2 separate regions of the Mus musculus genome follow, and region 1 is linked to region 2. A link is a loop called in an ENCODE intact Hi-C map of the cell type or tissue named here. Cell type or tissue: left cerebral cortex. All regions are shown on one strand. Links, peaks and the distances in the headings refer to the core of each region. The heading gives the core; the rest is flanking DNA.

The links. A loop is a pair of places that touch in the nucleus more often than their neighbours do. Peaks named below come from ENCODE experiments on the same cell type or tissue, not always from the same donor. Only the 100,000 strongest peaks of a DNase experiment are listed, where the experiment ranks them.
Region 1: a loop joins it to region 2, with 4 times the contacts of the local background. A loop is called at or near these places in 7 of 42 quality-filtered maps.

What each region holds. Positions count from the first base shown.
Region 1 is chr16:19,715,736-19,732,609 of GRCm38, reverse strand. It overlaps the pseudogene Gm17799. Among named protein-coding and RNA genes, the nearest start is that of Lamp3, 18 kb to the right of the region's middle. In left cerebral cortex, for the core only: a CTCF peak has its summit at 8,284 (motif pointing left); no DNase peak of the experiment used is centred there.
Region 2 is chr16:19,899,961-19,916,834 of GRCm38, reverse strand. No RefSeq gene overlaps it. Among named protein-coding and RNA genes, the nearest start is that of A930003A15Rik, 24 kb to the right of the region's middle. In left cerebral cortex, for the core only: CTCF peaks have their summits at 8,327 (motif pointing left) and 9,496; a DNase peak (open chromatin) is centred at 9,506.

The DNA.
Region 1 (16,874 bases), core at 4,825-12,824, 180 kb after region 2:
CTGACTTTGTAGATCCAAGAAAGCAAATGATAGTGTGTTTTTGTTTTTGTTTTGTTTTTCTATTCAGAATGATTCTCAGTTTCATGAGGTCATATTTATTAATTGTTGATCTTAGTGCCTGTGCTAGCACTATTCTCTTTTGTCAGGTTCAGTGTATGTGACCTGATGCTGAAGTCTTTGATGTCTTTAGAGTTGTGCATGGTCATAACTATGGATATCATCTGCTTGCATTCTTCCACATGCAGCCATCCAGTTGAACTAGCTTCATTTACTGAAGAGGCTATATTTTCCTTTTGAGCATATGTTTTTGACACTTTAAAAATCAGATGTCCATAGATGTGTGGATTTATATCTGGGTCCTCAATTCAGTTCCATTGATCATTGTATTTGTTTTTATGCCAATACCATGTTATTATTACTATAGCTCTGTAATACAATTTTAGGTTAGAGATACCTTCAGTGATTCTTTTGTTATGAGTTTTTTTAATATTTATTTATTTTTTTCTTTTTATTTTTTTTATTTTTTTTCCATTTTTTATTAGGTATTTAGCTCATTTACATTTCCAATGCTATACCAAAAGTCCCCCATACCCACCCACCCCCAATCCCCTACCCACCCACTCCCCCTTTTTGGCCCTGGCGTTCCCCTGTACTGGGGCATGTAAAGTTTGCGTGTCCAATGGGCCTCTCTTTCCAGTGATGTCCGACTAGGCCATCTTTTGATACATATGCAGCTAGAGTCAAGAGCTCCGGGGTACTGGTTAGTTCATAATGTTGTTCCGCCTATAGGGTTGCAGATCCCTTTAGCTCCTTGGGTACTTTCTCTAGCTCCTCCATTGGGAGCCCTGTGATCCATCCATTTAATATTTATTTATTTATTTTATTATATATAGGTATACTGTAGCTGTCTTCAGACACTCCAGAAGAGGGCATCAGATTTCGTTATGGATGGTTGTGAGCCACCATGTGGTTGCTGGGATTTGAACTCAGGACCTTTGGAAGAGCAGTCGGCGCTCTTAACCACTGAGCCATCTCACCAGCCCCAGTTTTTTGTTTTTTTAAACAATTCTTGGTGCTTTGTGTTTCTGTATGAAGAGGAAGTTTATCCTATCAATTTCATGCCATCTTCATAATAGAGATCCTTTGACTTCTTCTCTTACTATTTATATCCACTTGATCGTCAGTTGTCTTATTGCTCTAGCTAAGACTTAGAGTACTTGAAATAGATATGGAAAGAGTGAACAGCCTTGTTCCTGATTTTGCTAGAAATGCTTTAAGTTTCTTTCCATTTAAGTTGATGTTGGATACAGGCTTGTTGTAAATTGTCTTTATTTTGAGGTATGTCCCTTGTGTCTTTAGTCTGTTCAGGACTTTTATCATGAGAGGATGTGTTGGCTTTTGTTAAAGGCTTTTCTTGACTCTAATGAGAATGAGATGATCATGTTTTTGTTTTGCTTTCGGTTTGTTTATGTGGTGGATTACATTTACTGATTCTCATAGTTGAACTGCCATCACTACAGGTCTTGGGAATGAAGCCTACTTGATCGTGGTGGATGGTCCTTTTGATGTGTTCTTGAATTCTGTTTACAAGTATTTTGCTGAGAATTTTGTATCTGCATTCATAAGGTAAATTGGTTTGTAGTTCTTTTTCCTTGTTGGGTCTTTATGTGGTTTAGATATCAGGGTAACTGTGTCTTTGTAAAATGAATTGGGCAATGTTCCTTTTGTTTCTATTTTCTAAAATAATTTGTGAAGTATTAACACCAATTTTTTGAAAGTCCAGTAGAACTCTGTGCTAAGACCATCTTTCCCTGGGCTTTTATTGATTAGTAAACTTTTAATGATTGCTTCATTTCATTAGGGGCTATAGTTCTGTTTAAGTTGCTTACCTGATCTTGCTTTAATAGATGGTATATATCAAGAAGTTCCATTTCTTTTAGATTTCCAAATTTGGTGATGTGTAGGTTATTAAAGTATGTCCTTATGATTCTATTTCCTCAGTGTCTGTTGTTTTGTTACCTCTTCGTTTCTAATATTGTTAATTTGGATCTTCTCCACCCACTTTTCAGTTAATTTGAATAAGAGTTTGTCTTATTGTTTTTCTCAAAGAACCAGCTCTTTCTTGAATTGTTTCTTTGTAAATTTTGGTATGGTTCCTTTCTATTTTATTGTTTTCAGCCCCAAGATTTGTTATTTCTTGCCGTCTACTCCTTTAGGGCATTAATTTTTCTTTTTGTTATAAAGATTTCAGGTATACTGTTGAGTTACTAACATGAGATCTCTCTAATTTTTTAATGTAGGCACTTAATGCTATGAAGTTGCTCCTTGGAACTGCCTTAGTTGTGTCCAAAAGTCTGAGTATGTTCTGATTCCATTTTCATTCAATTCTAAAAGTTCTTAATTTTTTTTCTTGATCCATTTCTTCATGCAGTAGTGAGTTTTTCAGTTTTTATGAGTTTGTAAGCTCTTTGTTGTTTCTATTGTGGTAGATAGTCAGCTTTAATCTATGGATTTCAGATAGAATGCAGGATGTTAGTTTAATTTTCATATATCTGTTGAGACTTTCTTTGTGTCTGAATATATGGTCAATTTTGGAGAAAGCTGCTCAGAAGAAAGTATATTCTTCTGTGTTTTGGCTGAAATATCCTGTAAATATCTCTTAGGCCAATTTGGTTTATGATGTCAGCACCAGTATTTCTCTGTTTTGTCTTGTCTGGATAACCTGTCTATTGGTGGCAGTGAAATCTTGAAGTCATCCACTATCACTGTGTAAGGATCAATATGTGATGTTAGCTGTATTAAAGTTTCTTTTATGATCTTGAGTGTCCTTGTGTTTGGTGCAAAGATGTTAGAATTGGAATATCTTGTTGATAAAATTTTCCTTTGATCAATATATAGTGTCCTTCCCCATCTCTTTGTATTTGTTCTGCTTGAAGTCTAGTTTGATGACTACAAAAATGACTATGCCAGTTTTCTCTTGGAACAATTTACTTAAGAGTATCTTTTTACATACTTTTACCCTGAGGTGACATTTGTCCTTGATGATAAGCCATATTTCCTGGATACAGCAGACTGCACCTGTTTTCATATCCACTTTGCTAGTATGTGTCTCTTTATTGGTGTCTTGAGACTATTGATGTTGTGAATTATCAATGAGCAGTGTTTACTGATTGTTTTGCTGTTGAGATGTAGGGCTTTTTCCTGCCTCTTTTGACTTTCTGGTCTGAGATTATTATTATTCTTCCTTGTGTTTTCTTGGGTGTAATCAACAATTTCTGATTGAAATTTTTCTTCTTGTGCCTTCTGTAGAACTGGATTTGTAAACAGACATTACTTAAAGTTGGGTTTATCATGGAATGTCTTTTGCTTTCCATTTACTGTGATTGAAAGTTTTGATGGGTATAGCACTATGGACTGCCATCCGTAGTCTTTTAGAGTTTGTGGAACATCTGCCCAGGCTCTTCTGGCTTTTAGGGTCCCCACTGAAAAAAACACGTGTTATTCTAATATGGTCTGCCTGTATAGGTTAATTGGTCTTTTTCTTTTTCAGCTTTTTTCTTTGGTCTGTAAAGTTAGTGTTTCAATCCTTATGTTTCATAGAGATTTTTCTCCTGACTTAGTCTATTTGGTGTTCTTATTCTTCTTGTACGTTAATAAGCACCTTCTTTAGGTTAGGAAACTTTTCTTCTATGATATTGCTGAAAATATTTTTCTGGGCCTTTGATCTGAGCTGCTGCTGCTTCTCTTCCTCCACCGCCTCCTTCTCCCCTCCTCTTCCTCCTCCTCCTCCTCCTCTTCCTCCTCCTCCCCTCCTCCTCTTTTTGCTATTATTTGTAGATTCTGTATCTTCCCATTGTGCAGATTTCCTGGCTGTTTTGTGCCTGTGTGTTAAAACCATATATAACTTATTATATATAATTAAAATTGCCTACCTTTTTCCATGGGTAGTGGGTATCCATGGAGAGAGTGCCCAGGTTGTTGGTGACTAAAATGGAGGGATGCAGTGAGGAAGTAAGGTTGTGGGAGAAGTTTTGTTTAGTTCCCTGAGAATGGGAGCAGGGAGGAAGGAGAGGCCACAAAGCTGGAGATAAAACTGGGGAATTAGAATTGGAGGATGAACAGGAGTAAAGATTACTTACTTGTCAGTGTGCAAAAAAGGGATTAAGTGAGGAAAAAAGGCCGTGGGAGATTTGTTTAACCCATTTCCTCTTTTCTCCATTGTTTTTGTTAGATATTTTCTTCATTTACATTTCAAATGCTATCCCCAAAGTCCCCTATACAACCCCCCACCCTGCTCCCCAACCCACCCACTCCCACTTCCTGGCCCTAGCATTCCCCTGTACTGGGGCATATGATCTTTCCAATGGCCTCTCCTCCCAATTAGGCCATCCTCTGCTACATATGCAACTAGAGACACAGCTCTGGGGGGTACTGGTTAGTTCATATTGTTGATCCTCCTATAGGGTTGCTGTCCCCTTTACTTCCGTGGGTACTTTCTCTAGCTCCTTCTTTAGGGGCCTTGTGTTCCATCCAATAGATGACTGTGAGCATCCACTTCTGTATTTGCCAGGCACTGGCATAGCCTCACAAGAGACAGCTATATCAGGGTCCTGTCAGCAAAATCTTTCTGGCATATGCAATAGTTTCTGGGTTTGGAGGTTGTATATGGGATGGATCCCAGCATGGGGCAGTCTCTGGATGGTCCTTTCTTTCGACTCAGCTCTGAACTTTGTCTCTGTAACTCCTTCCATGGGTATTTTGTTCTCCATTCTAAGAAGGAACTAAGCCCACTCACAAAAGAATACACATGATATGCACTCACTGATAAGTGGATATTAACTCAGAAACTTAGACTACCCAAGATACAATTTGCAAAACACATGAAACTCAAGAAGAAGGAAGACCAAAATGTGGATACTTAACCTATTTCCTAATGTCAAAGCTAGTTGAGAGATTAATCCTCAGGGATTACTTGAGACTTGTGAAGAAACTTTGGTTCCTTAAGCCTTTTACCAACTGTGCCATCAGCTAGGCATGAGTCAAATACTTTTTGAGCATTTCATTTCCTTAAGAGGCATAGGGAGCATGTCTGTATTGACTCTCCTTTTATACTGGTTACAATCTGTCCTCTGAAATATTCATGGCCTCTCTAATCAAGGGTCCAGATGACTCATCAGAGCTGTAGGATCCTTTGAGAGATATCTTATAGCTCTCTGGAACCTAGTTGACTTATACATATGGGCCAACTCTTGACATCTATGCATGTGTTAGTATAGGTCTCTCTGTATGGTTATTGAGCACCCAGATGTCAATTATATTACCATTAAGGAACAACTCTTGCTTTTAAAATGTAGCTGTTGAATGCCACTGAGATAAAGCTTGACAGAGATCCTTTTTTTAAAAATAAAGCCTAATGTAAGACGTTGTTTCTTAATTAGTACCTGACACATTTAGTACAGAATAAAAACAATTATTTTGATAAAACATAAAACCTTTGTTCTGTAAGCAAATTAATTACATAGGGAAAGCTGGAAGTACAGGGCTAGGTTGCACTCTCAATCTGCAGACTTGGAATAGCAGAGCCTAGACGATCACCTTCAGATGAGAACAGCAATCTATGAAGATATGACTGTAACCTGGACCAGGGCTTTGCATGGCCTGAAAGCCTGTTTCTTTTCCAAGCAATAGGGATTTTCTTTTCCCTTAAGACCATATATAGAATCAGAGTGGAAACAATGATTTATCAAGTAACAGCTTGACTAAACCTTTTAAACTATTTATCCCTAAATTTTAGCCCTAGAATTTACCCCTAAAATTTTAGTTATATTATAAACTAGAAATAATTTGGAGTAGCTTAGAAGTCTCAATTAACATGTCCACTTATTCATAAGCCAATCACTGCCATATATATAGAAAGATAAGCACGTGTAAACATACTACCATGCATGTTGTGGTTTGGTTCTTTGTTACTGTGATAAGACACTGACCAAGAGCAACTCAAGAAGGAAAGAATTTATTTGGTCTTACAGGTTATAGTATATCATCATGGGAAGCCAAGTCAGGAATTCAGAGCAGAACAGAAATTGAGTCAGAGACCATGGGGACCACTGCTCACTAGAGAAAGCTCACTTTCTCTGGATGTTCATCTAGCATTTTTACACAGTCCAAGCCCATCTACAGAGGGATGCTACCGCTCACTATGGGATGGGCCCTGGGCCCTCCCTCATCATTTGAATCATGAAAATACCACACAGACATTCCCATAGGCCATGAAGACAGTCTCTCAATTGAAGGTCCCTCTTCCCAGGTGTGTTAGCCATGGAGATTAACCAGCATAATACACAACAAATAGATGTTTTAAAAAATACCAAAGAATTTGTATCATTTGCCAATTTATGCATGCAGAGAAGGAACCAAAAGCTTCCTTTTAAAATTAATACTTTCTTTCTCTTTAGCTTAGATTAGACAAGATAAGAATCCTGAGAAACTGGTTTTTGAAATACAACAGAACAAGTAGTTAGAAAATAGCTTTTGCCTTTTAATGATAAAAGCTAAAATTTATATCAAAATGTAATGCTCTAGTTATTATTATCTTAGGATTTAATAATAGCAGCCTCTGTCATATAAGGGTAATCCAAACTGCTTATAGGTGCTAATTTTTATTGTTGGTATGGTAGCTCCTAAATATCCACCATGAAAAGGAAATTAACAGAGGTAGTCAACAGACATATATGTCTATGATTTTGCATATATTATTGCCTTAATAAAAGGCTCATATTTAACATTTTATGTTAGGAGTATTTTTGAAGTCTTAAGCATTCAGGTGAGTAGTAGACATTGTTGGGAATTCATTGAAGATTCTAGTCCTCATGGCCCTGCATTACTGCCTGCGTCTGTCCCTTCTACAAATCTTTGGGTGATACCCAAAGTCACCCAGCCAGTGACACTTGCCATGTTCTCTACCAGGGATCACATAGCCATACTTTTTGAGTATGGATCTCCCCTAATTCTGCAGCTTCCACCTGCTCAGCTCGACCTCCCATCCTGTCTCCATTCCTATGGAACTTCATAGTGACATTAGCCCTGTTTCTCACCAGTGACCCTGTAGTCACTGGTAGAGAGAGGCATAGCAGCGTAGGCCCAGATGGGCTACCTGTGCTCCCTCCAGCTGCCCATGTCACATTCAACATTCAGGGTTTCCCTGGAACCCACATCCTGTGCCCACATCCAGTCTAGTGAATTTCTTGAATCCTATTATACTTGTGCCCCATTAGATTCAGCAGACATAGCCCAAGCTGCACCAAATAAAATATCCTATTTCCGTCTTGTCCCCCTGGGAGCATTTTAGTGCTCCATCCTGTGAGAGTTCGAGAGAGCAAATGAGAAGCAGAGCCTTGTTTTTTGTTTTTAGATTTTTTTATTTTTATTTCATGTGTATGTGTGAATGCCTGCAGGTATGTTTGTACACCACATACATGCAGTGCTTGAGAAGGCTGGAACAAGGCATTGAACCCTAGAACCAGAGCCACAGGCAGTTGTGAGCCACCATGTTAATTTTGGAGACTAGATGGGTCCTCTGAAAGATCAGCCAGTGCTCTTAACCCCTGAGTCATCTCTCCAGTCTCGCTTGAAAAGCAGGTTTGTCTCTTTATGCTTAAATTCCTTTATCATTTATTTTACATGATGGGATTAAACACAGCCTTGTAAGGATAAACATGCAGACGCTCTTAGCCTTTGTACCAAGTTCTCTGTTAGCATCTGACCCTCAGCCATAGTTATCCATCATCCTCTGGAAGACAAGAAGAGGAGCCCAGGCCTTAAGCGTGGCTTTAGAGAAGATCCTCTGCTACCAATGGAAATCGTGAACTTTGGTTGACATTCTGGGGTTGAACGTTAGGAATGTGCTTAGTTTAAAGGAATAGAAAAATATTGCTGGTTTTAAAAAGAAATGAACTAACCGGAGCTCTTGACTCTAGCTGCATATGTATCAAAAGATGGCCTAGTTGGCCATCACTGGAAAGAGAGGCCCATTGGACACGCAAACTTTATATGCCCCAGTACAGGGGAATGCCAGGGCCAAAAAGTGGGAATGGGTGGGTAGGGGAGTGCGGGGGAGGGCATGGGGGACTTTTGGGCTAGCATTGGAAATGTAATTGAGGAAAATACGTAATAATAATAATAATAATAATAATAAAAGAAATTAGTTCACTCATTTAACATCTTTGCCAATAAGAACTGTCAGCAGGATATACCATGGTTACATTCTGCCACCTAGTGGGTAATAAGAGAAAAGGCACAATTTTGTCTTCAAATTCTAATTTATCAAAAACATTTATTTTGTTAAGGCTACTTTATCTATCTATCTATCTATCTATCTATCTATCTATCTATCTATCTATCTATCTATCTATCTATCTATCTATCTATCTGGGGTGCAGCTAACTTTATTGATGGTATTCAAGAGAGTAGGGAGGGCTCCCTAGGCCCCTCCTGTTATTATGCGGGTCTGGGATGGAAACTGTGAGGGAGATGCTCAGTGTTGGGGGCAGAGTTGGGATAGGGACTCCTCAGCAACCGAGGGCCTCTCTTTTGCTCTCAGTGTCCTTGCTCGGGTGGGTGGTCCAGGGTTTCTTACTTCTTGGAGGCCATGTAGGCCATGAGATCTACCACCCTGTTGCTGTAGCCGTATTCATTGTCATGCCAGGAAATGAACTTTAAAAAGTTGTCATTGAGAGCAATGCCAGCCCCAGCATCAAAGGTGGAGGAGTGGGAGTTGCTGTTGAAGTCGCAGGAGACAACCTGGTCCTCAGTGTAGCCCAGGATGCCCTTCAGTGGGCCTTCAGATGCCTGCTTCACCACCTTCTTGATGTCATCATACTTGGTAGGTTTCTTCAGGCGGCTTGTCAGATCTACAACGGATACATTGCGGGTAGGAACACGGAAGGCCATGCCAGTGAGCTTCCCGTTCAGCTCTGGGATTACATTGCCCACTGCCTTGGCAGCACCAGTGGATGCAGGGATGATGTTCTGGGCAGCCCTTCGGCCATCACGGCCCATTAGCGGGATCTTGCTTCTAGAAGATGGTGATGGGCTTCCTGTTGATGACAAGCTTCCCATTCTCGGCCTTGACTGTGCCATCGTGGGTGGAGTCATATTGGAACATGTGGACCATGTAGTTGAGGTCAATGAAGGGGTCACTGGTGGCAACAATCTTCACTTTGCCAAGTGGAGAGCAGACAGCAGCCCTGGTAACCAGGCGTCCAATACAGCCAAATTCGTTCACACCGACCTCCACCATTTTGTTTACGGGAGGAGGCTGGCACTGCACAAGAAGATGCGGCATTAAGGCTACTTTAAATTTACTGACAGCTTTATTTGGTAAATTCTACTCAATATGTTTAATCAGAATTACACATTAGAACTATAAAATTATTAAAACTATATTCCCTAATCCATGCAGGGAACCATGTGGTGTGAACTACAGCATTTGTCTACGAAGGTCTGTGGTTCGCTTTTCCTCTTACCCAACCTCAATTAACAGTCTACTTATTTTGCCACACAGCCTGAAAGTGACTTCAAAACTCAGAGAACAACTCCTTTGCCAGCTGCTGGCTTTGAGGACAGTCATTCTCCACATATTGCAAGAATGTATCTGTCCTTTAAAAGTTTGCTGTTATCAATCAATCAATCAATCAATCAATCAAACAAAAACAAAACAAAAAACCCATAAACCACCAACCACCACCAACAACCTGTCAAACCTTTCCCCCACCACATATGGTGTGTGTGTGTGTGTGTGTGTGTGTGTGTGTTTGTGCGTGTGCATGTGTGCTCTAGTTTAAAACCATTTGATACTTTTATAACTGGTTTCATATATCCTGAGAGTATATGATGATGAGGCATGGCAAGTGAATTCTACCCCAAAATAAGTATGCTAACATACTGGAAAGACCAGAGTTGCCCAGAGCCTTGCTTCAGTTTTACTGTGGTGATTACTAGCCATGACCATCACAAGTACTATTTATTGAATTTCTATGATGAACAGGGATCTCATTTTTCTGAATTATAGCTAATCTTCTTACCAGCATTGTAAACTAGGAATTATTCTGATTTTAGAGATTTTTTTTTTAAAAAGAAGTTGTGTGGTCAAAGAGAATAAATGACATCTCTATTGAGTGGCAGTGAGACTCAAACCCAGATCTGCTGATTTTGAGCAGTAGATAGTGGCTGCCTCTCTGCTTACTTGCATCCGTTCTGGTGACTGAAAAGATCCTGACTGAGACTGTGTGCCTTCAGTGCTGCTAAAGCCTTTATACCCAAGACAGGGCAGTAGAGCCTATGTCAGTGAAGGCAGGAGAGGACTAAACATGTAGATGACTTAAGGTACAAGCAAAGGCAGATTAGGAACTAGCAGGGACGAGGCAAGGGAGGGACGGTTGTTCAGAGGTCAGGGCCCACTTACGGCCTTTGGCCTGATGATCAATAACTGTCATGGATTTGATGCCTACGAGCTACCCGCTTCTCCCTGTGTTCTGGTGCTTGGACTGCAGAGTGCTCTCCAAGATTTACAGGGCCTGAGAATCCTGGGCTTTCCAGGAGCCATGGTGCGACCAGGTGAATAGAGTATTGTCTCTGTATCAACATCCCTGGGAGGCTGAGGTCCAGAACATTTGGATGTTGAGATGTTGTGACTTCCCCAGCCCCACCTCCTGTATCATGTTTTCAGCTCTATTCTGTAGAATAGAACAGACCCTGTGGATGGGAAGGGACAGGATGAGACAGACAAGGGCATCACTGAGTGTAAGGGGAAATTCTGCCCTATATGTTTTCATTTTAATTTTGTTGACCTTTTATTTTCTATGTATACACTATGTTGAGATATAAAATGTGCACTTCTCAATGAAAACCTAGCTCTAAACCAGCTTGGGGTCCTATGGGTGTCCCATTTACCTCCACATTCACAGAGGAGGTGGAAGAGCAGCAGAGGCCACTGGCTTCCATTACTGAACATGGTAGTTTCTTTCACTGTCTCTGTCACAAGTGGCACAGACAGAGGGAAGTGGACCCTGAGTCTCAGTAGAGCTTGGAGGATCTGTCTTTTTTATAAGTTCAATATTTTTTATATTTTAGAGTGGACATGGCTAAGGTAAGCCCTGGAATAGTTGAGCTAAGTGCATGACAGCCCTCTGTTCTTTGCCCGGAGCTTCCCTCTGATCTCTCTCCTTTAGGGAGCCAGTAACAGCAAACAATGTTTCCATCTTGGGGCATCCCTGCCCCCAGGGCTCAGTCTTCTAAGTAGCCAGAATTCCTTAGGCCCGCATTTCTATAATTGCCTGCCAATTCTTCCCTCCTTAGTATGAGAGTCACCAAGGTGGACTTGCACCCTGTCTGTCAGCAGGTGGCTCTGTGGCCCCTGGTATCTCAACACTGTGTGTGCCTTTCTGGATCATAGAGGGTGGTGACAGAGGACAAGGCCCCTTGCAGACTTTACAGGAAGCCTGTTTTTTTCATCTTCACTGATGTTACTGACATCAGTAGGCACCAGTGTAGGACAATCACCTAAACATGTCTCATGTGGCATTTCCTATAAGGAGCAAACACGACTGAGCCAGGTCCCTCTGCTATCATCCCTCACCAATTTCTCAAGTGTGGATTGGCTATTTATAGGTTTAACAAGATCTCCAAACCCAAGTAACTTAAACCTACAATAGATGTTCACAGTTTTCAGTGGACAGCTAAGTAGTTCTGGGTGTCTTACTAGGGTCCAAGAAAGCAGCTAGCGAGCATTACTTGTTTCTGGAACTCCACTTCATCACATCCTGCAAATTGGCTGGAACTTGTCTTTCAGTTCCTGGGTTACCTCAGGTCCCATCCAACCCAGGGTGCAGAAAGCACTTTACATTTTTTTCTTTAAGATTATCTCTTTCACTTTTGAGATTATAATATAGTTACATCATCCCTTCTACCTTCTCCTCCTTCTAAATCTTCCTATATACCTTTCCTTGCTCTGTTTCAAATTCATCACCATGTTTTTCACTAACTGTTATTGTATGATTATGTATATCCATATATAAATATAAATATAACCTACTCAGTCTGTCTGTATAATGCTACTTGTGTATCTGCATTTCAGAGCTGACCATTTAGTACTGAATGACCAATTGGCTTGCTCTTCCCTGGAAAAGACTGTTTCTCCAGCTCCCAGCATTTCTTAGCTGTCTGTAGTTCTTTGTGTAGGGTTAGGAATCTCATAGGTCCTCTATCCACTTTAGCATGTCTATTGTTGTAGTGCTTGTTCAGTTTATTCTTAGGCAGTCATATTGGTGAGACTTTATGGGTGTAGCTTCTGACATTACCAGAAGACAGTTTCATAGCACATTTCCTGATCCCCATGGCTCTTAATCTTTCTGTTCTCTTCCACAAAGTTCCTTGAGTTTTAGGTGTAGCAGGTGTTTTGAAGATGTATCAGTTGGGACTGGGGTCCACAATTCTACATTCTTACTCGTTGTAATTTTCTCTAAGTCTCCATCTGTTGCGAAGAGAAGAGGATGAAAACTATATTCATCTGGGGGTATAAGGACAAATATTTAGAATATACTTAAGTAGTATGCTGGTTTAATAAAATGGCAGTGGTAGGTTTTCCCCTAAGATCTGTGATTTCAATAGCTCTGAGTAGTTGCCTAGGTTTCTGATACCAGGCACAATTTCCCTCTTGATGAGTGGTTCTTATATTCAGTTAGATGCTGGTTACTGCCAAGGAATGGGTATCACTATTGCAGCCTTAGGGTGTTATTTCAAGCTGGTTGTGGTGGTTCATAGGCATCAGAGTCCTATGAGTTGCTTTTGGTACCATGAGTTAGTTCTCAGGGAGGAGGCTTTCTAGTCAGTTTCAGTTCAGGAATCTCTGGCTTTGTGTCTGAGCACTATAGATCCTTCTTTAGGATAATCAATCATCCTGGGAGCCCCCCTTTTTTTTCTCAGATCAAACAGTGAGAAATGCCATCTCAATGAAAGATGGTATAGAAGTAAGAGATAGTGAGGCTGTATTCCTGAGACAGCATTGCTCCCCACACCCTGCTGTTGGGCAGTGGGACCATCTAAACTCCTACCATGGAGCCAATTCCTTACTTGGCTCCCTAAGGAAGCTGCTTATGCAGGTATCTTATCCCCATGGAAACCCTAGAAATGATGAAGAAGCAGAAACTATGGGAAAGGAGAAGTAACTTTCTTCTTGCCTTTCTCATGCCTTTCCTCATTGCCATCCTTCGTCAGCTGCCCCTCCCTCCTCAGCTTCTTTCTCTCTCTTTTCAGGATTCTCTCCCATTAATACCTAGACCAGTTAGGAAGCTGAGTTTTGCATGCCACCCTGCATCACCTTCTTGACAGTGCTGGGTTCTGGTTACAACTAAGGGATCCTGATAGGAAGGATCTCAGTGGCAAACATGGGCATCACCTAGTAGGCATTGTCTGGGTCAATGCATTCTCCTATTGCTACTATGAGAGTTCACTTTTGTCCCCATATCTCACTTAGTAGGTCTTTTCCTGTTGAATAACTTTTGTGAAACCAGTGGGTTCAAGTTCATTTTTCTGGAGAGGAGAAAAAGTACCAAATGTGATGAAAGAAAGGATATAGGAAAGATGGGTGCAGAAGACGAGAGAAAGCCTAGCTGCTGAATAGTCAGGCTAATGGATTTCTGACTTTCTTCTTGATGCTTCAGGGCCACCCACATCATGGAGAATTGCTTCAAGGTATTGTCTATCTCTCACACTGCTGTGTGTTGCAGAGGTGAAGACTTGTGTCCTGGTGCAGGTAGTGTCAGTGAGGGCAGGACACATGAAATACTGCCCTTGATTCATATGACAGATGGCCACCATCCCTGCCTGGGTATATGTTGTTCTCAGGAGAGGGAGGCAGCAGTGTGGACTTGGCCATGGGCACCTAAAGTGGAGAACAGACTCTGCATCTTACTCTGGGAACTGCAGCTGAGGGTGTTGACTCTCCTAAAGTACAATACTGAGAAGCTCAGGCAAGGGCTTGTTGACTGTGAGTTTTGTCATGTGGGGCCAGATAAATTGATGCTGAATCTAGGATATGCACTGTAGGGTGTTTAGTAGCAGTTTTAGCCTCTTTCCACTCCATAACATGTCTCCACATCTACTACCTACTTAAAAATTATGACAATCAAACTGCCTTTATACACTGCCAAATTTCTCTGGGATGGGCTGGAAGTCATTTAACACTCTCCCATTTATGCTTAGAACTTGAAGATCAGCCTTAGTCAGTGGTGATCTGATAGGATACATGGTATTACTTCAGTCTTCTCGTATCTGTTGAGGCCTCTTTTGTGAACAATTATACGGTCAATTTTGGGGAAGGTACTGTGAGGTACTGAGAAGAAGGTATATTCTTTTGCTTCAGGATAAAATGTTCTACAGATATCTGTTAAATCCATTTGGTTCATAACTTCTGTCAGTTTCACTGTGTGTCTCTATTTAGTTTCTGTTTCCATGATCCATCCATTGATGAGAGTGGGGTGTTGAAGTCTCCCACTATTATTGTATGAGGTGCAATGTGTGCTTTGAGTAAAGTTGTTTTTGTTTTTAGGTTTTGTTTGTTTGTTTGTTTTTTGTTTTTTAATGAATGTGGTTGCCCTTGCTTTAGGAGCATAGATATTCAGAATTGGGAGTTCATTCTGGTAGATTTTTCCTTTGATGAGTATGAAGTGTCCCTGCTTATCTTTTTTGATAACTTTAGGTTGACAGTCAATTTTATTCGGTATTAGATTGGCTATTCCAGCTTGTTTCTTGGGACAATTTTCTTTTTTTTTTTTTCCATTTTTTATTAGGTATTTAACTCATTTACAATTCCAATGCTATACCAAAAGTCCCCCATATCCACCCACCCCCACTCCCCTGCCCACCCACTCCCCCTTTTTGGCCCTGGTGTTCCCCTGTACTGGGGCATATAAAGTTTGCAAGTCCAATGGGCCTCTCTTTCCAGTGATGGCCGACTAGGCCATCTTTTGATATATATGCAGCTAGAGTCAAGAGCTCCAGGGTACTGGTTAGTTCATAATGTTGTTCCACCTATAGGGTTGCAGATCCCTTTAGCTCCTTGGCTACTTTCTCTAGCTCCTCCATTGGGAGCCCTATGATCCATCCATTAGCTGACTGTGAGCATCCACTTCTGTGTTTGCTAGGCCCCGGCATAGTCTCACAAGAGACAGCTACATCTGGGTCCTTTCAATAAAATCTTGCTAGTGTATGCAATGGTGTCAGCGTTTGGATGCTGATTATGGGGTGGATCCCTGGATATGGCAGTCTCTACATGGTCCATCCTTTCATCTCAGCTCCAAACTTTGGCTCTGTAACTCCTTCCATGGGTGTTTTGTTCCCAAATCTAAGGAGGGGCATAGTGTCCACACTTCAGTCTTCATTCTTCTTGAGTTTCATGTGTTTAACAAATTATATCTTATATCTTGGGTATCCTAGGTTTGGGGCTAATATCCACTTATCAGTGAATACATATTGTGTGAGTTTCTTTGTGAATGTGTTACCTCACTCAGGATGATGCCCTCCAGGTCCATCCATTTGGCTAGGAACTTCATAAATTCATTCTTTTTAATAGCTGAGTAGTACTCCATTGTGTAGATGTACCACATTTTCTGTATCCATTCCTCTGTTGAGGGGCATCTAGGTTCTTTCCAGCTTCTGGCTATTATAAATAAGGCTGCTATGAACATAGTGGAGCATGTGTCCTTCTTACCTGTTGGGGCATCTTCTGGATATATGCCCAGGAGAGGTATTGCTGGATCCTCCGGTAGTACTATGTCCAGTTTTCTGAGGAACCGCCAGACTGATTTCCAGAGTGGTTGTACAAGCCTGCACTCCCACCAACAATGGAGGACTGTTCCTCTTTTTCCACATCCACGCCAGCATCTGCTGTCACCTGAATTTTTGATCTTAGCCATTCTGACTGGTGTGAGGTGGAATCTCAGGGTTGTTTTGATTTGCATTTCCCTGATGATTAAGGATGTTGAACATTTTTTCAAGTGCTTCTCTGCCATTCGGTATTCCTCAGGTGAGAATTCTTTGTTCAGTTCTGAGCCCCATTTTTTAATGGGGTTATTTGATTTTCTGAAGTCCACCTTCTTGAGTTCTTTATATATGTTGGATATTAGTCCCCTATCTGATTTAGGATAGGTAAAGATCCTTTCCCAATCTGTTGGTGGTCTTTTTGTCTTATTGATGGTGTCTTTTGCCTTGCAGAAACTTTGGAGTTTCATTAGGTCCCATTTGTCAATTCTCGATCTTACAGCACAAGCCATTGCTGTTCTGTTCAGGAATTTTTCCCCTGTGCCCATATCTTCAAGGCTTTTCCCCACATTCTCCTCTATAAGTTTCAGTGTCTCTGGTTTTATGTGAAGTTCCTTGATCCACTTAGATTTGACCTTAGTACAAGGAGATAAGTATGGATCGATTCGCATTCTTCTACATGATAACAACCAGTTGTGCCAGCACCAATTGTTGAAAATGCTGTCTTTCTTCCACTGGATGGTTTTAGCTCCCTTGTCGAAGATCAAGTAACCATAGGTGTGTGGGTTCATTTCTGGGTCTTCAATTCTATTCCATTGGTCTACTTGTCTGTCTCTATACCAGTACCATGCAGTTTTTATCACAATTGCTCTGTAGTAAAGCTTTAGGTCTGGCATGGTGATTCCGCCAGAAGTTCTTTTATCCTTGAGAAGACTTTTTGCTATCCTAGGTTTTTTGTTATTCCAGACAAATTTGCAAATTGCTCCTTCCAATTCGTTGAAGAATTGAGTTGGAATTTTGATGGGGATTGCATTGAATCTGTAGATTGCTTTTGGCAA
Region 2 (16,874 bases), core at 4,872-12,871:
CATTTTCATCCCTGTAATTTTTTCAGACATAAACAATTATGGGTCAGAGGTGTGACTGTGGGATGGCAACCCCATTCCTCACTTGATGTCCTGTCTTCCTGCTGGAGGTGGGCTCTATAAGTTCCCTTTTCCTACTTTTGGACATTTCATCTAAGGTCCTTCCCTTTGATTCCTGGGAGTCTTTTACCTCCCAGGTCTCTGGTGCATTCTGGAGGGTCCCCCTAACCTCCTATTTCCTGAGGTTGCCTGTCTCCATTCTTTCTGCTGGCCCTCAGGGATTCAGTCCTTTTCCCTGACCTGATACCAGATCAGGTTCCCCTCTCCCCCTGTCAACCCCTCCCCCATCTACTTTCCCTCCCAGGTCCCTCCCTCCCCCTCCACTTGTGATGGCTTTCTTCTCTTTCCCAAGTGGGACTGAGGTGCCCTCACTTGGGCACTTCAACTTGTTGGCCTTTTTGAGTTCTGTGGACTGTATCTTGGGTATTCTGTAGTTTTTATTTATTTATTTTTTGGCTAATATCCACTTATCAGTGAGTACATATCATGCATGCCCTTTTGGGTCTGAGTTACCTCACTCAGGATGATATTTTCTAGTTCCATCTATTTGCCTGCAAAACTCAGGATGTCTTCGTTAACCCTGAGTGGAATACCTTATACCAATCAGAATGGCTAAGATCAAAACCTCAGGTGGCAACACATGTTGGAGAGAATGTGGAGAAAGAGAACACTCCTCCATTGGTGGTGGGATTACAAACTGGTACAATCATTCTGGAAATCAATCTGGATGTTCCTTAGAAAATTCTAAATAGATCTACTGTAGAACAAGCTGTATCACTCTTGGGAATTACCCAAAAGATGCCCCATCATGCCACAGGGGCATATGTTCCACTATGTTCATAGTGGCCTTATTTGTGATAACCAGAAGCTGGAAACAACCTAGATGTCCCAGGACAGAAGAATGGATACAGAAAATGTTCATTTACACAATGGAATACTACTACTCAGCTATTAAGAATGAGGTCATCAATTGACCTTTCAAATGCATTCACTGTAATATGTTCTGAGACCTTAGCACAACTGACTCCGTGATGGAAGTACCATCCAGGCCATTAATCTCAGGGAGTGGGCAGCACCATCTGCCAAAATGAAAACAAAGACCTAATCCATCAATGGCTACAGTCCTGGGAAAGCCTCTAAATTATTAACCTTGCTTTTTGGCTTCTGTAGTTCCTCTTCTGGGGAACTGTTCTTGTTAACTGAAGTGTGTCAACCTAAAATATGGTTTTTGTACTTAAAGGCTCGGAGAAAGGCTTAGGGGCTACACTAGGATCCCAAACACTCAGTGTAGTTACCAGCTGGCTAGTAAAGACTTCCTATTGGCTTAAACCCATGTCCAAGTAGTGTGCTGGTGGATACTCCACATCACTCTCCATAACAAGAAAAAATGTAACACCCCGGCAAACAGATACTTGAGGATTAAATAAAACAAAACTAAAACACACAGAAACAAAGCAACCACTTTGAACTTGAATAACAATTTAAAATAAGAGAACCAAAGGCATTTTGACATTGTCTCTTATGTTTGGTTTGTTTGTTTGGGTTTTCTTTCCTCTCCACCTCCTCCTTCTTTTTATTCCAAAGAAGCACAAAACAAAGCAAAACCCTCAGAGAGGCTCATATCAGCAACTTGCATCCAAAGTTTTGTAATCTAATCGAGAGAGAGAGAGAGAGAGAGAGAGAGAGAGAGAGAGAGGTGGGGGTGGGGGAAGGCAATGTACGACAGTTGTATAAATACTGGCTGTTGGGGAGAGGGGGCCCTAGAATATGCAGATCACAAACCAATGTTTCCATTTGTTTTGAAGTTATTCTCAGGAGTCTTCCTCAAGGGCAGCCAGAGTAACTGAAGACAGGAAGGAAGACACTCTAACCATCTGGAAAGGCAGAAATATGCACTTCATTTTGATACCTGGATGTAAAATCTGAAATTGCTGGTGCAGGATGGATGGATCGAAATGGTCATACTACTAGCTTCAACATCCATGCAAGTGGTCAGCTCTCCTGGTCTTAAAGTTTATTAAGCAAATACCACTCTACTCTGCAGTGCTCAGCATGTCTGCCCCACTTAAACCCTTCAGCCAGAGATACAGACTATACTTTAGCTTATCCTTCAGAAGTTCAAGGTCACACTGACCAAATGACCCAAGCCCCTGTTCAATTACTTCCTAGAGTATGTCAAAACTGTCAAAGACTTGATAAACCATGCATACCCCTGCACTCAGGAGGCTGAGCCAGAGGGTCTACAAAGTTTGAGTCCAACATGGAGTACATAGTAAGATCCTGTAAATAATGGAATCTATCTCTAGGGGGAGACACGTCCTTGTCTACTCCCTCAAGGGTTAATCCAATGGGCAGGTCAGGGATCTTCTATGAGCCTCTCCCAGGAAGGCAGGCTCACTTAATGAGCACAGTCCTTAGGAGCTAGGACAGCTCTATGAGCTGAGATAGCATAAGGTCCAGTTGAGTCTGCCTGCCCTTCTGAGGCTGTCTTTTGTCAGTGTATGTCTGAAATGCCTTCAGTTCTGTAAGATGGTCACGTCAGAGGTAGGCTCTTCAGGTCTCCTTTGTTAACCATCAAGAATAGAATTTTCAACAATTAAGCGTGTAGAGCCTGAAGTTTCTATCTTATTGAAAGATCTTGTGTCAATATAGTCATTTGGGTTATTAAGTTTTTAGGAATAGTCTTTGAGCAATAAAAAGAAAAACAGTCCTGAGACAAAGTCTATACCCATTTGGGAAGGCAATAAGAATAATACAGTAACCTGTTATGAAATGGGACAGAGAATGGGGGTTTGGGAAGTTCCCATACGGAAAAGAAAAGAGAGAGTAAAAAAGAACAAAGCATTAGTTTCAGAGTTTAAAAGAAGTCTTGAGCTCTGGTTAATATCTGAAAGAAAAAGTCAGGAGAGAAAAAACGGAAACAAGACTCTGAGTCAGACCTCAGAATGGCATTGGTGGATAACAGCTGTCCTGGGTGGTGTGGGAAGACTCAGAACAGCCTTTGAGCTTCTTGTACTATGAGGGTTTGTGCTTCAACAGAAAAATGGGCTCTAGTTATTCCTGAGAAGCTAGGCATTTCCTTTGAGGAGAGTTACAGGAGACACAGAAGTGAGTGCATATGTGAAACATTTTTGCCAGTGTGCTCTATAGAGCTTAGATTTCCCCATCCTGCAGAGAGCCACAAAAGTCTGTATATTAGGCACCTTAGATCATTCCCCTTGATTTCTACAAATCAGGTCCAGCTATTGCATAGTATTAAAGGTTAATATTTTCTTTGCCCAAACTTTTTTTTATCACCCATCCAGTTTGAGGCCAGTGAATATTGTAGTAAAATATTAGCCTCTTTTAAAAAAAAAAGGTTTTCAGGATCCAACTTATTCTAACTCTTGAGGCAATTTCATAGCAGCAAGACTAAGCACAAATCAGTGATGATTCTAAGGGCAGAGAGACAAGCTCTAGAGCCTTGGCAGTGGACTAAGGCAGCCATGTTTGAGTCAGGATTCTCTAGGGAACACAACCAATAGAATGAACTTACCATGTCAGATTTAAAACAGTAATAACAGCAGTCTTACATGTACCAAAATAAAGTGTACTATTCTGCCTTTCTCTAAAGTGTTATTTATAACCCACCAAAACCCAACTAATGCACCAGACAAGTAATTGTCTACCATCAGGAGTCACAACATATACCCGAAAAACAAGGCTGGAGGGTGTGGACTGTGCAAAGATGATGAGAGGAAAAAGCTGGTAAGGTGTGATTTAACCCCCACAGCAGCACTCCATTAGAAACAGATGGACATATCTGACTGCAGAGAAAAACACAAGTCTGACCTTAGACATGAGTTCTGTGGGTGAAATTCTATTCTTTCATAATGAAAATGTAGTAATAGGCATATCTGTTGAGTAATTTCCCAGAAACACAAGGCCAAGTGAGAAACAGGAAAAGGGAGTAGGGCAGGAGCAAGCAAATGTAGGGTCTGAGGTGTGGCTGTAGACAGTGATATGTGGTCCATCATCTCTAGATACTAGGTTTTAGTGGGCACAGATGCTGTATGCTTTCAGCTGCCAAAGTGCATCCTGGGAGACTGCTGCTGTCTTAGTTAGGGTTTCTGTTGCTGTGATGAAACACCATGAGTAGGTTGTCAAAAACAACTTGAGCAGGAAAGGGCTTATTTGGTTTACATTCCCGTGTTCGTCAGTGAAAAAAGTCAGGGCTAGAACTCAAACAGGGCAGGAACTACAGGCAGGAGCTGATGCAGAAGCTATGTAGGAATATTGCTTACTGACTTGCTCCTCGTGGCTTCCTCAGCCTGCTTTCTATTAGACCTCAGAACCAGCAGCCCAGGGATGGCACCACCACAATGGACATCTCCTACATCAATCACTAATTAAGAAAATGCCCTACAGGCTTGCCCATGGCGCAATCTAATGGAAGCATTTTCTTAATTGAAACTCTCCTCTCAGAAGCATCCAGCTCGTGTCCAGTTGACAGAAACCTAGCTATCACAGTTGCATTCTCATGACTGATTCACTGTGGAAACCCAGAGAAAAAGGCATGGTGTAGACATTGTCCTAAGTCCTAGGCAGACAGTGCACTAGGAAAATGTTGGTTGAGCCTTCGTGAAGTAGCGCACAGATAGTTACTGAGCACCTACTGTATGCCAGAGACAAGTGTAAGCACCAGGGTTCCACAAGAATGTAACATAGAACCCAACTGCTGTTAGGTCACAGGACCTTCAGCAGCCTTCCCTGTCACAGGCAACCTTCAGAGACATTGTCTGTGGATTCCTGGTTATCAGATTGCTAGGATAAACAGGGACTTTGACTGGCAAAGGTCTTGTTTCCACCCCTTCCCTGACTGGGAATCAGAGAGGCTTGACAAAAGGCTGGGAAACCACCTCACCCGCTGAAAAGTATTAAGAGATTCTCACTTCTCCACACGGGCCATGATTTCTTCTCTGCAGAGCTGTATCACGCTGTCTAACTCTGCTGCTGGGTCCTGAACTTTCCTTGGAGCTTCCACGATGCTGTTGTTTAGTCTGTCTCTGTCCATGGCATTAACAACTCTTCTAATAAACTCTTTACCCCAGCAATCTGTCTGAGTGTCGCTCTTGAACTTACATCTGAGACCTTTCAGGTTCCATCTGTGAACGAAGAAAGTTCCTGCTGTCTAGCTTCAGATAACCAAGTGGTATATACAGTATTGTGACAAATGTATTTGTTTAGTAGGGGAACATCATACCTATCACTTGAGATAGTATGAACAGAGACACCTTTGCTTGGACAGAGACTTGAGAGAAGGGAAAGGGTGAGGCCTTCAGCTTACAAGTCCAAGTTGGCTGCATTAATAGGTGGTTTTAGAAAATTGCCTCCAAAAAAAAAAAAAAAAAAAAAAAAACACTAAAGTTTTGTGAACTCAACAAACTTTGACCTCCTGAATCACTGATCTTGCTGATTCTGTGCTCTGGACACTCACATCCAGATGAGCTGTGGATGGCTCTTCAGAATGCTTGTCACCTGTCCTGGGTGTTTAGGGTAATCATCTCATATGACAGAAACATGCTGATCACTGCCCATAGAAATGGGAATAGATGTATTCAGACCACATGCATTCATTCCTTCTGAATCCTACTGGGATCAGGAACCAAAGCCCACACTTCTACAGTCAGTGACCTCCAGGAAGCCTAGATCCCACTCACTAAACTACAAATTATGTTTGACCCATTTTTATCTATGTTTCTGCATCCATTTATTCAATCATTGATGAAAAATATTTAAAACAAGCTGTATCTCTGTTAAACATGATGACTTTCTTTCTTATTATTATTCCCTAAAGAATGTAACAAATCAATTATATACATAGCATTTGTATTATGCCAGATATTAATTTAGACAAGATCAAAATATTTGATATATATATGAGTTATAGGCAAATATATTATTTTATATAAGGAACATCAGTGTTCTTGTATTGCAGCTATATAGGCACCTGATCCAAGTCCCACAGGTACTGAAGGGCAATACTAATGCAAATTCTTAGACATTAGGAATTAATTTATTTTAAAAACAGACACTGTATAGAGAATATCTTATGTCTGCATGCACGTGACACCTGTCAATAATAAATATAATGGCCTATGGCTTAGGCAGAAAATAGGAGGTGGAACATCCAGGAGGAGAAAGAATTTTAGGATAAAGCCAAGTGGGATATTTGGCTCAGAAGATGTGATGAGATGGGCACATGGTACCTGATCACAGGTAACTAGCCAAGTGGAAGATTGTAGGTTAAAATAATTGGGCTATTTTAGTTATGATCTAGTCAGAGTAGAGCCTAACTATATGGCCAAGGTATATGTAAACATATTTTGAGTTTGAGTCTTATTTCTGGGAGCATTAGGCTGGAAGGAAGAACTGGACTGAATCACTACAGGAAACAATATTTAGGTGTTAAAAATGTTATTTCCAAGTGACTTTAGAGAATGCATCTTCTTGGGAGGTGGGTTACAATCTTCAGTGCAAAACAAAGTCCTTAACATACTTCTGCCACTTTTGTTCTGCATACTTATGTAAAGAAGCGTTCCTGGCATTGGCAATTACAAAATAGTAAAAATTTTGTGTGCAGTAAAAGTGTTACCCCAGAAGGCTGCCTGCTGCATCAAGGGCTTCCAAGTTCCAGTGGCCACATCTTGAAAGCAGGGTAACATGAAGGCTTCTTTAGGCTTTCCCTTCATGACTCCATTTACCTGAGAACTCTATGACTGCAGACATATAGGTACATAAAATATGCATAAACCCAAACATTTATGAATAGAAAACAAAGTTTATTTTAAAGTTATTTAGTATACACATTTTACTATTTACTTAGGAGAAAAGCAAATTCAAACACTAATGAGGTAGATTCTTTTCTTTTCTTTTCTTTTCTTTTTTTTTTTTTTCTTGTTTTTGGTGGGGGACAGGGTTTCTCTGTGTAGCTCTGGTGATCCTGGAACTTACTCTGTAGATCAGGATGGCCCAGGATCCTCAGAGATCTGCCTGTCTCTGCCCACCAAGTTCTGGGATTTAAGGTGTGTACTACCACTATACAGCATGCTTGTTTATTTTTACATAAAGAATTAAACCTTGGGAGAATATTTGGCATAGCAGGGCACAGAGCATCTTTGATGTCTTTAGATTTGGCTGAAATTTTTTTTATTAGATATTTTCCTCATTTACATTTCCACTGCTATCCCAAAAGTCCCCCATACCCTCCCCCCCCTCCCCTACCCACCCACTCCCACTTTTTGGCCCTGGTGTTCCCCTGTACTGGGGCATATAAAGTTTGCAAGTCCAATGGGCCTCTCTTTGCAGTGATGGCCGACTAGGCCATCTTTTGATACATATGCAGCTAGAGTCAAGAGCTCCGGGGTACTGGTTAGTTCATAATGTTGTTCCACCTATAGGGTTGCAGATCTATTTAGCTCCTTGGGTACTTTCTCTAGCTCCTCCATTGGGGGCCTTGTGATCCATCCAATAACTGACTGTGAGCATCCACTTATGTGTTTGCTAGGCCCCGGCGTAGTCTCACAAGAGACAGCTATATCAGGGTCCTTTCAGCAAAATCTTGCTAGTGTATGCAATGGTGTCAGCGTTTGGAGGCTGATTATGGGATGGCTCCCTGGATATGGCAGTCTCTAGATGGTCCATCCTTTCTTCTCTGGCTGAAATTTTTATTAATTTGTAATTGTTAATGCCAAGGATGCTTCTTTACATAAATATGCAGAACAAAAGTGGCAGAAGTATGTTAAGGACTATTTTGAGATAGGGTCTCACTGTAACCATGACTGGTCTGGAACTCAACACGTAGACCATGATGGCCTTGAGTTGCACAGATCAGCCTGCCTTTGCCTCTCAAGTACTGAGACTACAAGCATATGCCACCATGCCTGGCTCAACTAACAGTTGCTGTTGTGGTGGTAGTGGTGCTGCTGCTGCTGGTGATGGTTATTTTTGTTGTTCTCTTTATGAAACTTAAGCAAACAACTCAAAGAGCAATCTTAGAAGTTAGGCGATCTAATGCAGCGCACTACGGAAGCTAAGCTTGACTATCTGACGCTCATGTGCTAAGGAATAGTGGAAGAAAAATGCTAAGTATTAGTTTGGCTGTGCTTGCATGCATCAGAAAGTGTTATGTATGTACCATGAAAACACTGCACAGAATGTTTTAGCTTGAATGCATTAAGAATAAACTTAGAGTCAGGAAGCTCCACCCACCACAGGACCTTAACTGAGGAGCTATGAACATTGTTGGCCCTCTGCTGGGCACGTTTGTACTCAGAGCTGAGGAATCTCAAGGAGTGTTTTCTGGTTCCGTGTGGCATGGTGGTGTGTGCCATAGCAGGACAAAGTGTGCATGTTATGTGCTTAGAAATGAAAACTGCAGTGTGGTTGCAGGACCAGCACTGTCAGAACACCTCTGATTCATTATGTTTTACCTTGATTTTTCTTGGTCATCTTGTGTCTAGAAACCTTTTACAATTGCCAGAATTTTACCTGTGGAGTCATAGCCCACAGGCTAAGAAGCTTACGATGATGAGGGTGCATGCCTGTAACTCTAGCACTTGGGAGGAGAGTGGAGGCACGTGGAATAGTTCCAGGTTCAGTTACAGGGAGTGAGGGGGGGCAGCCTGGGCTATATGAGACTGTTTCACAAGGTGACCACAACAAAACAACACAGAAGAATCTGGGTAATAGATTGTATGTAATATGTTTTGAATGAGAATTTTATGAGACCATTCTCAAAAGATGTTTAGCTCACTGCCCAATGTTGTAAATGTTCCAAACACATCAGAGGCTAGAACTGTCCTTATTTGACTAAAAGCTCCCAGGCCTGAGGACTTTCTTGTCAGTCTCTGTGTCTTCAGCATGCAGCACCCATCAGGGACCAAACTAAACACTCAACAAATATTGTTGCATCAGCATCTGCTGGGAATCGTGAGTAGTAAACTATAAAGTTCTATGAAACTGACACCCAGCAATTATCCCATTATTACTGAAAACTCTTTTGTATATGAGAAAAACATAGATTTCCATACTATATAATGTTTTGTAAATTCACAGGACAGTGTCCTATTCATACCATCTGGCCAGAAAGAGTGGGTAATGTTTTCTATACAAGCTCTGTCTGCAGTGCATCCTGACCCAGAAAACAGTTTTGACAAATGCCATCTTGTGTATCCATGTATGAACTCTGGGTGTGAATTGATGCTGCCTTGGTTGAGAAAACTGAAACACAGAGAGGTTGTAGCATGGAGATATTGTCCTGACCAAAAAGGCTTATTATTAACATGTGATATATGCAAAGCCATACGATATGTGTCAAATGAAAAGAAGGGCTGGAAATGACTTCAAATTGCACTTTCAGCCTTAGGATTTTCAGGCAGAAAGTAGGTTGCACTTTTAAACGTGCCCACCAGAGGGCCAATCATGTTCATAGCTCCTCAGTTATGGTCCTGTGATGGGTGGAGCTTCCTGACTCTAAGTTTAGTATTAATGCATTCAAGCTAAAACATTTTGGTGCCTCATGTGAGGAATTTATCACACTGTGTGAGGAATCCTTAATGACTTAGTTTAAGCATTTTTGAGCACCAGATGTGAGGAAAGAGTAGCCCTCCTTCATAGGAGCACATCTGGATGATCCTTTGTTGGGGATGCGAATTTTGGATGTTGCAGTTGCCAAAAGAGACAGAAGCTCTGAATCTCCCCAAGGATCCCACTTTGTCTGGCTAGAGTGGTGAAAGTTGACGAGATGAAGGGAAATTTGGGCATCTTAGGCTGGTCTGATCTGGTCAATCTTAGGAGCAGGGATCCATGCTCTATAAGTTCCCTTCCAGCCCTAACTCTCTTATTTACTTATTTCTCTTTCTTTATCAAGACCAGCCTGATTCTACTTCGAATCCTGTCACAAAGAAAGAGCTCAGCTTTCCCTAAAGTGGCTGCTTTTTCACTTTCTTTGTCCCCCAAATATCACAGGAAAGCACAACAGTTAAGAAAATTTCTTAAAGAAGTTGAAACAAAAACACTAAAGCAAACCTGCAAACTTTCATTTTTGGGAACACCATATATGCACAGTTCCTAAAGGGCCTCCTTTTCCAGTAGCCATTTTCATGGTGCAGGACAGCAGTCCTTTCACTTCCTGCTACATCAGTAAACAGATCTCTTCCTGCTCTTCCCTGAGGTTGCCTGGCTGGCCCATCTATAGCAATACGCTCAGATTTCACCTTAAAAATATTCTGGCTTTTCAATAATTTTGGATGCAAAGGATGGACATAATGCTTCTCTGATGATAAATATATAATGCTTAAAAAGTGCTTAGTTTTATTTATATAAACTTAAAAGCTTTAAAAATGTTTAACTATTGGAGATTCTTAAATAAGAAAATTTCAAAACTGATTCTTAGTTATCTGCTATCCCTCATGGAGCTTCCCAACAGGCTCACAGACCTTGCCACCACCAGGCCTTAAAATAAGTATCTGAGTGTGGTAGTTTGATGACAATGGCCTCCTTATATGTTTGAAGGCTTGGTTTCAAGTTAGCTGAACTGTTGGGAAGGATTGGGTGGTGTGGCCCAGTTTGAGGAGATGTGTCACTGGTGGTAGGCTTTGAGATTTCTAAAGCAATCACCAGGCTCAATCTTTCTCTGCTTCCTGGCTACAGATCAGGATGTAAGCTCGCAATTACTGATCTGGTGTCTTCCTGCCTGCCACTATGCTCCCACCACAATGATAATGGACTAACTCCCTGAAATTATAAGCAAGCCTCAAATTAAATGCTTTCTTCTATAAACTGCTTTGGTTATGGTGTCTCTTCATAAGCAGTAAATTGTAGGCACTAAAAAGAAAAAAAAAAAAGCTCCAATTCTAACAATAGCCCTAAGGGCTCAGGGTGTTTCAAATGTAAGAACCACAAGACCATTCCTTTCCTAGAGCAGATAGGCTTTTCACTAAGAGAAGTAAACTCATAAACAGCTTTTAATGAGAAAGTAAACTCAAAATTATCATGCTGTTGCTATTGAATTAAAAATTACTTTTTACTAGTTTGTTGCACTCTAATGATGAAAAGAAAATTACCTTTTCAGTAACTACTCTCAATGATCAAACACCTATGGGTTGATTAGGGTTTCTTGGGGCAGTGGTTCTCAACCTCCTTGACATTGCTGAAGGAATGGTTCTGATGCTAAGGTCCTGTTCCCCAATTGGTTCTTGATCTGTCAGTAAAAAAGTCATGGGACAATTGCTAGGTAGAAGGAATAGGCAGGACTTACAGGTCCCTGGAGGCAAGAGACAGATACAAGGGGGGGGGGGGGGAGAAGGGGAGAGGGGAGGGAAGGGGGGGAGAGTTCACCATGCTTCTGATGGAGAAAAGGTGACCAGTCATGTAAGATCTCAAATGGAGTAGCCACACAGGCTGCTCCTACAGGCAGGTGGTAAAGGGTGTTTAGCAGGCACTGGATACAACTGAGGTGTGGAGATAAGAATATTGATAATGGCACTCTTTCCCAGGCAGGAGATAAACAGCACCCAGCAATTGTGTCAAAGGCAAGTAGAAATTGAATAACTGTGTGTGTCTGTGTCCTTTATCTGTAAATTCAAGGGAAGCTGGATAGGGGCTGGTAGCATGGCCCTTTCCCAGATCTTAGGCAGGGCAGCAAAGCTACATGAAACAGATGGCACCCAATGTGGAAGTCGAGAATCCACTATTCATTTAGGAGTTCTCAGACTGATCACACACACAGTGATAAAGGTCTAGGAAGAGGGGAGAATTGTTTTCTTATTAAGCTGAGCAGAGTGAGTCATGTGATGGCTCCAGTGTGCAGGAAACTTAAACAAAGGAACACAGGGAAAGCCTTAGCTCACAGATCTTCTGCTGTGAAAAGACGCAGGATGACTGCTCTGAGGCAGAGAGCCAGACAGAAAAAACTGCCTGATTCCTACAAGCAGATAATCAAAATATAGGGATAAATAAAATTTAATTCCATTGTTTTTAAAGTAGAAGTGAGTATAATAGTAATTGTTTAGATGTTCTTAAGTATATAGAAATATTAAGCTCCACAGAAGGGAGAAGTAAGGGAGATTGAGTGAAAAAAATGCTTTAGAGAAGCATGGCCTATTCCTGGAGCTTAGGCAGGGTAGCAAAGCTACACACAACACATTGCCACCCTTCAAAACCTTATATTGTGGTGACCCCCTACCATAACGTTATTTTGAATGTCTTAGGACAAATACAAAAATACTTAAAAGATGCTTTCCTCTCTACCACCACTTGTTGCTTGGCTGCTGCAGGGTCAAGTGGTCAAACAGCACCTTCTTCACCAGAGGTAGGTGGAGTCTCAGTTTCTGTTCTTGTCAATCTCTCAGTTCCTATAGAGATGTCTTGTTTTTTCTTGGGTCACCTTCCAGATCAGAATAAAGAAAGGAACCAATCTGAAAAAGGCTTTTAGGATGGGGTTCATTACCACTAAAACCATTTGTCAAAGATTTTGGTCCAGCTATGCTTCCCATGAGGCATGTAGGTGGGGGTAGGGTAGGTTCCTGAGTCTATCCCAGGTCTTCTAGGGGCAGGGATGCTGCATGTCTGTGGAGCGCCTTTGACCTTAAGGTTCTAAGCTTCTGAGGCAAAGAAGCAGGGCCTGGGCTGTCAGAATAAAAAGTTTACATCATAGTAACAATCAGTACTAAGGTTTCACAAAAGAACTAAAAATAGCTGAGCATGGCTGCCCTGAACAGTCCCAGCATTGCAGAGCTCTATGGTCTACAGGTGAAGGAGATAACCCAGAGACCTTGTCTCAAAGTAGAACTCCTGTTATGAGCCAACTCTCTCACCCTTGCATAAACAGTGAAGACTAAGTGAACAGACCACAGAGGTACCTTTATATCTGTGCTCATGGCTGTACTAGGCACAACAGTGAGACATGGAGGTAGTCTAGTAGTCTATAAGTCCATCAATAGAATGAATACAGAAATGTGGCAAATATATAATGGAATGTTACTCAGCCATGAAGAGAAATGAAATCACAGTATTTTGCAGAAAAATTGAGGGAACTGGACATCATTATGTGGAGTGAAATAAGCCAAGCTCAGAAAGACAAATATTGCACATTTTCTCTCATATATGGAACTCAGAATAAAGTTATTGTGTACACATGCATGCTTGAATAGCATTTGTGTGAGCAAACTAGACAGAAGATGATGAGAAGGGAATGAAGAGATCTTAAGGATCTGGGGAACAGAGAGTTATGGGACATGAGTGACCTAAAAGCAGAAGGGGGTGCTGTCTGGGGCAGGGAGGCACTGACTGAGAAGGGGTACAGAGAAGGACACAGGGAGAAGGGGACATATAGAACAAAGTATAATGACACATACATGAAAATGGCATAATGAAACCTGTTTCCAATATTAACTTTAAAAATTAATAACCAAGATAAAATTCACAGACTACATGAAGCTCAATAAGAAGGAAGACCAAAGTGTGGGTGCTTCGGTCCTTCTTAGAAGGAGAACAAAATACTCACAGGAGCAAATATGGAGATAAAGTGTAGAGCAGAGACTGATGGAAAGGTCATCCAGAGACTGTCCCACCTGGGGATTCATACTATATACAGTTACCAAACCCAGACACTATTGTGGATGCCAAGAAGTACATGCTGAAAGGAGCCTGAGATGGCTGTCCCCTGAGAGGCCCTGCCAGAGCCTTACAAATACAGAGATGGATGCTTGCAGCCAACCATTGGACGGAGCATGGGGTCCCCAATAGAGGAATTAGAGAAAGGACTGAAGGTGTTGAAGGGGATTGCAACTCCACAGGAAGAACAACAGTATCAACCAATCAGTCCCCCAAGAGCTCCCAGGGACTAAGCCATCAACAAAGGAGTATACATGGCTCTAGCTGCACACTTTGCAGAGGATAGCTTTGTCATGCATCAATGGGAGGAGAGGTCCTTGGTCCTATGAAGGCTGGATAGATGTCCCAGTGTAGGGGAACTGAGGGCAGGGAGGTGGGAGTGGGTGGTTGGGTGGAGGAACACACTCATAGATACACGGGGAAGGAGGATGGGATAGAGGGTTTCTGCGGGGGTGGGGGTGGGAAAGGGGATAACATTTGAGATGCAAATAAAGAAAATATCCAATAAAATTAATGAAAAACATAAAGCATTTTTAAGAATGTAAGCAAATTATTTAAAAATTTTGCAAAAGCCCCAAATGAAAATTGCTAAACATTTTTAAAATTGAAAAAAAAGATAAAACATACAGGCTAACCATAGAACAGATACAGTGTAAACACAGCACAAAGGATTTAAGAAGGCATATCTGTAAAGACACTTAGTAAGCAAGGTGCTGACAGGATTGCTACTCTGGGCAAATCAGGGAGTGAGTGGGAGGTGAATGTGCAGGCCTAGAGCCTCTTGTACACTACTGGAGACCTTCTACATGTTGCACACATGGACATGCTAAAATATTATTATTTAACTTTTTATTTATTTTTTGTATGTGTGTACCCCAATTCCACTCATCTCCCTGTACCTTCATAATCATCCTCTTCCTTGCTACTTTCCCAGGAGAGAAAAAAAAACCCGTTTTGGTAGCTGTCCTGTGTCACAGTGTATCCCATCACACACCTTTTTGTTCTCACTTCTTTACTTGCAAATCTTCATTTCAATGAATCATGAGTCTGGTCCAAGAACTCAGCTGTCAGCTACTATCAACACTGGTTCTTCACCAGGAGTCCTTCAGATACCCTGCTGTTGCCTTGTGGCATGGAGCTTCTGCAGCTTTAGATCTGCAGGGCTAGTCTTTTCACACCCTCCAGCAGTTCAAAGATGGGGTAGGTGTTAGGGTGGGCCAACTCAAAGGCCTGGATCTGAACCTGAGCTGAGAGTTGAGGCCCACAGGTGTTCTTCACACCACCAGGGCGAGCTCTCCAGCACAGAGGTGGCTAGTTCACCCAACACTGCAGGAGTTAAGGGGCAGAACCAGCTCTCTTGCTCTCATGCCCTAGGGCCTGGCTGACCCTCAATCCAGGGTCAGCTCTACTGTGTTGCCCAGGCAAGATGCAGGGCCTGTTTTCTTGAAAGCTGCAGCTAGTGAGAGGGAAGCCAACTTTTCTGCTCTCATGACTGCCTGAGCTAACTCTTCTGCCTGCCACAGGTGGCAAGGCGTGATTGGTAGGGGTGGGCATTTCTCCCTTGCTCATGTCACCAAATGGCAGACAAGTGGAGGGACAGCATACTAAATTATTTTAAAATATTTTCTGTCTTTTGTGATAATTAGCTTTCATATGCTGTAAAAATTGTATTTTATAAACTTTGAATTAAAAAATGTTTGGAGAGATGCTGGATAAAGTTACATGTTCTATCTTTGTAATGAAAGAAGTTACGGAGGTAAGATTGTCCAATATTTGATGATAGTGCATTGCAAGTGGCTGGCCGCTTTGCTGTTCTTCCTGGATTGATCGTTTCAGGGGTGCATCAGACACTTCGTTGCCATTGGAGAAATTGGATTTTATTTTATTGTAGATATTTTGCATCACATGAAACATAATAAAATGATACATATTTTTAAAAAAAATGTTTGGACTCTTGTAATACTTGATAAGTTATTCTCCATGGGAGAATACATAAGGAGGGAGGAAGAGAAAGAAAGAACGAGCATGTTCAGGGAAAGAGAAAATGCAGAGAGGGAGAGGGAGGGATGGAGGGAGAGAGGGAGGGAAGGAGAAAGAGAGAGAGAGAATGCACCAAGTGTCTGGATTATATAGGAAAGAGCCTCTGGGAGAGGGGAAGCACAGCCCCTGGGCTGGAAAGTTTAGGGCAGAGGGCAGGGTCTGCCAGGTAATGACTGAGGATTGCTGGGAGAACCTAAAGGTCAGATCCACTTTGGTGTGTTAAATATGCACCTCCCACTCTTGTCCCATGTCTGCAACCTAACATCATTTAGTTTAAAATACAAATACACAAAAGTTACACAAAACTACTTTTTAAATATGCTATAAGCATTTTTTGTTTTGTTTTTACATTTTAGTTTTAAATGGTTTTGGTTAAAGCCTAATACATATAAATTGACCTTAGTTTACAGAAGGCTATGGCACATTTATGAGGTGGAGCCTTGCTGAAATAAAGTGCATCACTGAGGGTGACCCCACTTCCTGATAATGTAGTATGACAGATTAGCCTCATTCTTGTGCAGTCATGCCTTGTTTTCATGATGGATTTTTATCCCCTCTAGAATTGTAAGACAAAATATATTTGTCAGGGTATTTTATCATGACAACAGAAAAGAAAATAACACAGAAATTAGTCCTGGAAGTAGGGTCTTTGAGGCGATAAACCTGACTTTGGAATTGATTCATGAGAAGTTTGTGAAACAGTATGAAAATTTTGGTTTAAAAAACTCTTGAAATATGTGAACAGACCCTATTGGGTCTTTCTATTGGGAGCCAGAAATGTCCAGAGCATGGTGATTTGGTTCATGAGGTTTCAGAGGAGAGCAGGAGCTCTAACAGGAGCTGGGCTAGGGTCTATTCTAATTATATTCTTGCAATAAATCTGGCTGTGTTGTACTTATGTCCTGAGAAATTGCATAAAACTGAATTTTACAGTAATAGTTTGTTTGATGGTTGAAATTTCAAGATGCTATATCATTGAGTCTGTGGAAATGTTGCTGATCGCACTTACATAGACGTATAATGAGAAAGAGCACCATGTAGGGCAGAATAAAGTAAACAAACAAACAAACAAAGCTCGCAGAGGAAAGCAATAGTGAATTTAAGAGTGAAGTCAAGGCATG